3 separate regions of the Homo sapiens genome follow, and all the other regions are linked to region 3. A link is a contact called in ENCODE Hi-C or POLR2A ChIA-PET data. All regions are on one chromosome and are shown on one strand. The core of a region is the stretch at or near the end of the contact, and the rest is flanking DNA. Distances in the headings are between cores, read along the strand shown. Region 1 holds the start of IL10RA (interleukin 10 receptor subunit alpha). Region 2 overlaps SMIM35 (small integral membrane protein 35). Region 3 overlaps CADM1 (cell adhesion molecule 1).

Evidence for each region. A loop is a pair of places that touch in the nucleus more often than their neighbours do. ChIA-PET counts read pairs that join two places held with the same protein, here RNA polymerase II (POLR2A). Pooled maps may share reads with other maps.
Region 1: a loop to region 3 is called in a pooled map, with 16 times the contacts of the local background. The contact joins the promoter of IL10RA here to the enhancer-like site in region 3. A Hi-C loop is called at or near these places in 1 of 37 single-sample maps with no recorded cell type and 2 of 50 pooled maps. POLR2A ChIA-PET finds 5 or more read pairs at or near these places in 1 of 52 experiments (A549).
Region 2: a pooled map shows a loop between it and region 3 (10-fold over the local background). The contact joins two enhancer-like sites. A Hi-C loop is called at or near these places in 2 of 37 single-sample maps with no recorded cell type and 2 of 50 pooled maps.

The regions. Positions count from the first base shown.
Region 1 is chr11:117,985,039-117,987,738 of GRCh38, reverse strand. IL10RA (interleukin 10 receptor subunit alpha) reads right to left here and starts at 1,345. Exons shown (of 7, transcript NM_001558.4): 1 at 1,205-1,345. The coding sequence starts at 1,271. RefSeq lists enhancers at 168-467, 1,858-1,917 and silencers at 1,268-1,547, 1,568-1,667.
Region 2 is chr11:118,009,654-118,012,353 of GRCh38, reverse strand. All of the region lies in intron 4 of SMIM35 (small integral membrane protein 35), which reads left to right. Among named protein-coding and RNA genes, the nearest start is that of IL10RA, 25 kb to the right of the region's middle. RefSeq lists enhancers at 1,119-1,619, 1,765-1,864 and a silencer at 2,389-2,438. Within about 2 kb of position 1,258, at least 21 of the 41 ENCODE cell types and tissues checked have a DNase peak (open chromatin) inside an H3K27ac peak, as active enhancers do.
Region 3 is chr11:115,221,154-115,223,853 of GRCh38, reverse strand. All of the region lies in intron 5 of CADM1 (cell adhesion molecule 1), which reads left to right. Among named protein-coding and RNA genes, the nearest start is that of CADM1-AS1, 170 kb to the left of the region's middle. RefSeq lists an enhancer at 506-1,314. Within about 2 kb of position 1,278, at least 6 of the 41 ENCODE cell types and tissues checked have a DNase peak (open chromatin) inside an H3K27ac peak, as active enhancers do.

The sequences.
Region 1 (2,700 bases), core at 96-2,595, 2.8 Mb before region 3:
GGCACCTGTAGCTCCGAGGAGAGATACTCAATACCAATTCCTAGCTCTACTCTCCCTTTACCCCCAGTACACACCATTCACCATGGGAAACACTGCTGAAGGCATTGTCTTCTTTGTAAGAATGCAACAAACATTTCTACTTTAAGAGTCTTGTTGATCAAGCAGACTGAAGTATGTGCAAGGCCAACGGCTGGTTGGTTCCCTTTCTCTCCTCCTTGATCCTCTAAGTTCTCTCCATTTGACAGCGACTCTGCTCCCGCTCCCTAGTGTTCTAACTTCTCTACATCTCTCTAATCATGCACCTGTTTTTTATTTATTTTTTGGGGGGGAGGACTCTGTCATCTGTCTCTTGCTTTCTTTCTTATACCGTCTTTGATCTTCACGTCAGTGCCTTGATTTCGAAACATTAGACGGAAAGTGAAAAATGCAGCGAGTCGTTGTGGTATTTGGGCTGCACATCTCCGACTCAGCTCTCGATCACGTGAATGGCTGACTGCATGTTTTACTTTGTATTTTGGTGTCATGAAGAAGCAGTTTCGGTCCTTGCTCTCTGTCTCTGCTCTTGGTCCTTCCAACTCCCGGCTCTTTCATTCTGTCTCTGGGGTTTACTTTTCTTAGTTGCAGAAACCTTGCCGGAGAACTGTCTGGGTTAGGAGCCTGAACTGGGTTAGAAGCCTGAACTGGCTGGGTTAGGAGGAGAGAGGCAGGGGGCAGTGGGAGTGAGTTGGGGGCTACAGGTGGAGCAAGGGGGATCAGATCGGGGTGATCAGTGAGGGATGAAGGTGAGATGGGAGAAGGACAGACAGAGGTTAGTTGAAGAGTCGACTAAGAGAAGGGAGAGTCAGGAGATCAAAATTATTCCCCAAGGGGACAAGAAGTCCCATCATTTGAACCTAAACAGCAAAAAACCTAGAGCTAAACTTACGGCTCATCTAGAAGTGGGTGGATGATGAGGTTTGCGGGTTGGGGGTTTGGCCTTGCGCATACTTCTCTATCCTTCCCAATCCGTCAGTTCCTGTCAATTTCAGCCTCTTCCACTTCCACAACAGGTGAGCCTGAGATCCAGGTTTGCCAGAGTAAGGGAGCACCCGGGCACCGCTCTGCCAGAGGGCCAGCCAGCCAGGGCTCTCCACTGGATGGAGAACTTTAATGGAGCGGGCGCGGAGAGGGCAGGGCAGGGAAGGGCCGCGTCCCGGAGCCTTACCATGAGCGTCTGAGCCAAGACGGAGGCTGAGGAGCGCCGCCAGCAGCACTACGAGGCACGGCAGCATCCTGGGCGCGCCGCATCGTCCGGGGCCGGAGCGGAGCCGGCCTGCGCGCCTCCAGCTACCCTTGGGCTGGGACTGACAGCTCCGCCGCCCGCTCCGCCAGCGCCCCGCAGGGCTGACGTCAGCGGGGCGAGGCCTACAGACGCCCCGCCCCCGAGGCCGCGGACGGGGAACCACTGTCCCACAGGGCTACCGCCTGGGGCAACCCGAGGCTGTCCTGGGGCGCTAGCGGGCTCCGGCCACCCCTCCCTTTCCTTCCCTCTGGGCCTCCAGTGCCTTCGGATCAAAGTGGTCCGGGTAGCCCGGCCGGCCGTGGGTACGTGTGTGTGGGTGTGTGCGCGCGCGCGTGTGTGCATGTGCTGGGAAGCAGGTGGCCAGGCACAGCCTCGGCCCTGAGTGCGGAAGGTGGGGTGAGGGCGTCCGAGCCGCTTTTGCCTGGCGTGCCGGCTTGGCGTTAAGGATGTGGCCGCGGCCGCTCCGAATGGGGAGGAGGTAGTTGCAGGCCCTTGAGGGCAAAGGCGCCAGGACGCCGGTGTGAGTCTTGGCGTTGCCCCAGGGCCTCCCCGTCTGGGGGTCTGAGGACACCGATGGATGAATACTGAGTAGTCCCCTACCTAATTGTTGGAGGGGGGTCCACAACTAAGCAGTTTATGCAGACCTGCCCCCAAAGTCCCAGGAAGCTGAGAGACCCAAGAAAGAGGCTTTTAACCAGCAGCTCAGCAGCTGAGCCTCAAACCGCGATTTTTAAAATTTTTTTATCTATTTTTTTTTTTTACAGTCTCGCTCTGTCGCCCAAGCTGGAATGCAGTGGCGTGATCTCGGATCACTGCAACCTTCGTCTCCCAGGTTCAAGCGATTCTCCTGCCTCAGCCTTCCGAGTAGCTGGCATTACAGGCATGTGCCACCACGCCTGGGCTAATTTTTGTATTTTTAGTAGAGACGGGGTTTCACCATGTTGGCCAGGCTGGTCTCGAACTCCTGACCTCAGGTGATCCACCCGCCTCAGCCTCCCAAAGTGCTGGGATTACAGGGGTGAGCCACCGCGCCCAGCCTTAAACCGTGTTTTAAACTTAGTTTCTCTTCTTTCCTTTTTTCTCTTCCTCCTCTGGGCCTCAAGATATAATTTTGAGACAAACTGCATGTATGTTACCTCTCATCTTAAAACACAGCCTCAGGACGTGCTGTGACCTCCACTCCCTTTCCTGTCCCATACTGTACTCCCATGCCTTACGCACGTTTATTTACCTACGTGCTTGTTAAGCACACGCTATGCTCTTACCTGGTCATATATTTCCTTAGATGCCTCAGGAGCTGCGTCCTGATAGGGACCAGGCACCTCCGGAATTCTCTCTCCAACAAAAGCTTACTTCAGGAGTTGAACATATACCCTGCTGAAGAGTAACTAATTTATAACCTGGCAGGATCCACGATT
Region 2 (2,700 bases), core at 9-2,508, 2.8 Mb before region 3:
CACTCCTTTCTCCGGTCTGTGCCCTGCTGGACTGGAGGCAGAGTGTGCACAGGACGTCAGCTTAGAAGGTGCTTAGTGCAGACTTGTTCAAACCAGAGAGGCAGAGTCCTCGGGGCTCCTGTGGATGGAGTAGGGCAAGAGAAGGGAGCCTGTCACTGCTGAAACCTGCAGTTAGAACAGCCAGCTGCCAGCCTCTCTGCTAGCAGCCCAGCAACAGATGCAGGAGCCCAATAGAGCAAGTGGGAGGAGGAGGGAAGCTGTGTGATTTCTCTTCCTGTGCTCCCTTTCCCAAAGCCTCATTTCTCGTTTTGGGTTCTAGCAGATTGTAGAGGAAGGAAGGTGGGGAGCCTCACCAGCCCTTACCCCATTTTCTGCCAGGGTCTGGAGGCCATTCTCCCAGCATAGCCAGGCTTTGACTTAATTACCAAGTCTCTGGATTTGGAGGTCTTCAACTGAGTCTTCTGCCCCTGAGTAAGTGGGAGTGAGGAAGGCCCCTTAGTGGTTCTGAGACCCCTCCCTTCCTTGAAGGCCTCTTGGAATAGCAGGGAGGGGAGATGAGTTGTCTTCGGCTTCCTTCCTTGGATTTCAATTCTGAGGACTGGGGCCTCTTTCCTAACCCCTGAGGTTTGGGCCCCAGTAAAACTTTCTTTCTTTCTTTTTTTGAGATGGAGTCTTGCCCTGTTGCCCAGGCTGGAGTGCAGTGGCGGGATCTTGGCTCACTGCAACCTCCGTCTCCCAGGTTCAAAGGATCCTCCTGCCTCAGCCTCCCAAGTAGCTGGGGTTACAGGTGTGCGCCATCATGCCCGACTAACTTTTATATTTTTAGTACAGATGGGGTTTCACTATGTTGGCCAGGCTGGTCCCGAACTCCTAACCTCAAGTGAGCCACCCGCCTCGGCCTCCCAAAGTGCTGGGATTATAGGTGTCAGCTGCTGCACCTGGCCCGGCCCCAATAAAACTCTGTACCCGCACCCTGCCTAGCAGGGATCCTGGGTCTGCAGTCCATGCCCGGCCACCCTAGGCCCCCGGAAGTGCTCAGAACTCAGTAGCCTTGGGGAATCTTGAAAGGGAGGATGGGACCCAGGACCCAGGTGGCCCTGGCCCCAGGTCTGTGGCTTCAGGTGAGGAGACGGGGACAGCTGCCCGGGGCTGGGAGCACGGAGGGTATTTCCCATCCTCGGGAGCAGAACTGATACTGGGCGACTTCCTCTTTTAGGGCCCTCTGACGCACCCTCTGTCCCCTCAGCCTCCCCCTCTTTTCCTTACTTCCGCAGGCTACTGGCGAGCACAGCTTTCTTCACCCTTGGGGCCTGGGCCTTACCCCTGGACTTTGCGTGTTTCTGTTGAGGGCTCTAAAGGGCAGATTCCAGCTTGTTTAGAAACGATTCGGGAGCAGATGCCTGGAAACCCAGCCACAGGTTTGGCTGAGCCAGGCACTGGCTGGGACCCAGATCATAGCAGTGCCAGAGCCTCTCCCAACACCTTCCCGCTACCTTTTTACGGTTCTTCTTTCCACTGGCCCTAAGAGCCCAGAGGCAGTCACGGGGGCTGGGGGTCCAAGGGCTGGCTGGTCCGGGTTCCCCTGCCACGCTTTGGTGCCTTCTCTGGGGCTATTCTCCAGCCTGGGTGGCCTCTTGTCCCTGCAGCCCCTCCCCTCCTGGCCATATCTAGTCTCTGTGAGATGGCCCAAGTCCGTCTTTGCTGTGACTTCGCTCAGGGCTTGAGACTTGACACCAACCATTTTGATCTGAATTGCAGGTGGCCACATTTCCTCCATTTGTGCTGTTCCTCAACCAGGCTGAACCCTCTGCCAACAAAGTTATGTTCCATAGGTCTTTAGTAACTCCTAAAACTGGAGCGTGCTGGAGGAGGTCAGTGACTACTTGCCGAGTAGAGAAGAGACACCCAATGTAGCCACAGAAGGCTGCTTTGTCCTAGAAAATTGATCAAAATCATGATGAGGCTGGGAGGCGAAGAGGGAGCTTTTCTCTCCTCTAAGTTCTCCTTGAAGTCTTAATGATCTCGTCCCATGCCAGTGGCATTGGAGGGGGCCAGGTGCCAGGAGCCAGGAGGGCAGTGTCTCTGGTGCCCCTCTCTCTGCTTCAGGAGTCTGAGAAACTCAAAGTAGGAGCAGATGGGAGGATCATTATTATCTTTTTAAAAACTGCTTAGTGATCAAAAGGAGGAGCAGAGACTGTTTGCACAGTTCACAGTCCACAGAACACAAAGCCTTTTCTTGCATGGTACTGCATTTTGAGCCTTATGTCAAGCTTGAGACACAGGGATTATTCTTGGTCCCGTTTTACATATGGGGGCACTTGGGTCAGAAAAGCAGCATGCTTTACCCAAGTTCCACAACTGGCTACTGGCTGCACCAGAGCTGAGCAGAGTCTGCACCCTCACGGATGTAGCTGACATCAGGGCGTAAGGATGAGAACTGAATGTAGTATAAGGTCTGGTTCTGACCCTGCCCTGATGTGCTGTGTGGTCATGGGCTACTTACTCCACCTCTTTGGACATCTATTTCAGCATCTGGAATCAAAAGATTGGACTATTTTTCCAAGGCTTCTCCTGGTTCTTACCTGTAGGAGAGCAAAGACCTCATCTACTTTTTTTTTTTTTTTTTTTAAAGCGTCTGCATTCTCAGTTCTTAGCGTATAGCCTGGTCCATAGTAGGTGCTCAGTAAACAATTAAAAGAT
Region 3 (2,700 bases), core at 29-2,528:
TAATCAAGGAATGAAGAACCCCGATTGAAGCTAATTTTTTAACCTATTATTTCTTTGTGTTAACACAGAGTAGTGTTGGTTCCAAGTTCCTGATATTATAAGGACTATAGATTGTTAGTGATACAATCTGCAGTACCAAAAGTGTCAAGAGGCTGAGTAACCAGTATTCAAAATACAAAGAGTGAGTGTTGGGCAAATACATCGTGAGCAAGACTGGAATAACCCTTAAGGGAAAAGCCTTTGCCTTTATACCTGCCTTCTGAATGCATACCCTGCAGAAAGAGGCCTGTTTTACTAAGAACCACCTCCTCTCATCTCACTGACCTTAATGTATTTGTAAAAGATGTGTCTGTGTGGCTGTGGACATTGAATACTTACATAGTGAAACCAGTCTTCTAATGCACATACTTCACTTAATGGTTTTTAACTCAAGGTTAAATTTTGATTGTGTGGAAGGTTAAATAGTTGTGAAGCTGGCATCTAAAAATCTAAAAGGAATGGTCAAACAACATCCTTTCTGATTTCCTGTAAGACACCACTTAGAGACACATCGGAAGTGCTAAATAAATGTATGGTGAAGTGGAAATATGTAAAGCAGAACACCTGGGCTGAACCTCTGATTTGGGCGGCTGGATTGACCTTCCAAAAGAAAAACAAAATTATATTCTGTGATGAGGACTAACGGGAACTCGTGATCTGATTTTATTTATTTTTTAATCAGTAGTAAAGGTGGAAGGAGAAGTCCATGCCCCAATGTTTCTTCACTTTCTCATTCACTTATTCCTTCATTCATTCATCCAGCAACTATGTCTTGAATGCTTACTGTGTGCCAGTCCCTGGCACCGTTCTAGTTACCAAGACTTCAAGAAACAGAACAAAACAAAACAAAAAAACCCCTCTCTTGTTACAGAGGGAAGATTCTTGTACAGAAAATCTTGCTATAGGGATTTTCTTGCCCAGTGTTTGCTTACAAATGATGAGAATTGCTTCCAAGACATGGAAGAATATTCTGTGAGTATGTACCCCCATTTAAAAAGCAGTGGGAACAAAGCTTTCTGCCACCACACCATGGGATCAAATTTGATTCTTTTTTGTAAACAGTAATTCTAATACCCACAAACCTACCTGAAAGTTGCAGCAAGAGAAGACTGCATTCTACTGTGGTATTGGTCTTACGTCAGTCCCACCAGATTTGACTCATCCCACTCACAATCGTTCAGCCCTCTTCAGGAAGCCCAGTTTCAGTACTATGAGTCATAACAACAGATGTAACAGCAGGAGGTTCTTCACCTTGCAAACAAACAAAATAAACGGCAGTGAAAATTATTCATGAATGTATTATGACAATAGAAAGCAAATATTTTGCAAGATGTTCTCTTTAACTCCTCTGAGAGCTCTGTGTGACTCCGTTCATTCACCAATCCCAGTCACCTGGCATTGCTAGACATTGCCCTCCTTTAGTTGCAAAGCTGTCCTCCCCCAACAATTTAGACAGCCATATTGTAGGGGTTGATTCTTGCTTTGAGCTCAAACAGCTTCTAACACTCACCAAATCTCAGGTTAATCTTTGCATTGTCGTTCTACTCCAAACTCCAATAATCCTCCATGATTGACAAAGACTCTTCAGTCAATGCTTCCTCACTTGAATGCACAGGGGCTGACCCAGACCCGCTACCCAGACATTCTGATATCATCTGTGCTCATGCTGCCCTTGAGTTCTCCCTGGTAGGACTTGAAACAATTAGCACTTGATCCACAAGCATCAAATCCCCATACTCCTTGGTGTTTCAGAATATTGGGTGAAATCTAAGTAAGAAACATGAAGAAGAGCCTGTGTCCCAAATGCAGTTGCAGAAACAGATTTGCACTCAAGCCCCTGGACCTAGTTGCATTGAGCACATCAAAGAAAATATGACACCTGCATTTCCTGATTTAGAAATTCTTAGGAAGAGAGGGAAGGTTGTGGGGACTCCAGGGATAATAGGTCTCCCGCTGGCATGTCTCCTGCCAGGGTATGAGGATGCCTTTTCCACTGACTCAGCTCTGCTCCTCTCTGCTACCCTGGAAGGGTGACATCCCAGTCATGAAGAAACTGCAAAGTACCTTTTTCTAAATAAAGGAATGCAAAGACCTGATACGTTAGTGTTTGGACCTACAGAGGAGACTGTGTCTTTTCATTTACATAGGAAACTGAAATACAGGTTCAGAATCTTGAGTTTCATCTTCTGAAAAGATCACAGAATGTGGTGCAAGGTCAGACTGGCATGAAATCAATTGTAATCTGCCAGCAACCCATTCCAACCTCTTTAAGAGTTTCCTTTTATATATTTTTTCCCTTTATAGAGAGAGCAAAGTACATTTAAAGAAAGTCTCATCAAATCAGAATGTCTTTCTAATATTATTTTTTTAATTGGTTGCTACTGTAGTGTGACCTAAAGCCTCCTGGTGTTTAACCCTCTGTGCAACTTTGACTAATGAACAAATTTGTCTGCTATAGCAGTCTTGCTAAATGTCTTTTACAGGGTTTAAAAAAATTCACAGTGTATTATGAAAACCTCAGATCCCTCGACCTAATTGATTGGCTGTTGATGATGCCATGTCTATAACTGTAATGTTCTTTAAGTGTACAGACCTAACTATTTTTCTTATTTTTATATAGCAGTTCCATTTTATAATGACATTAAGCCATTCTGAGTGATA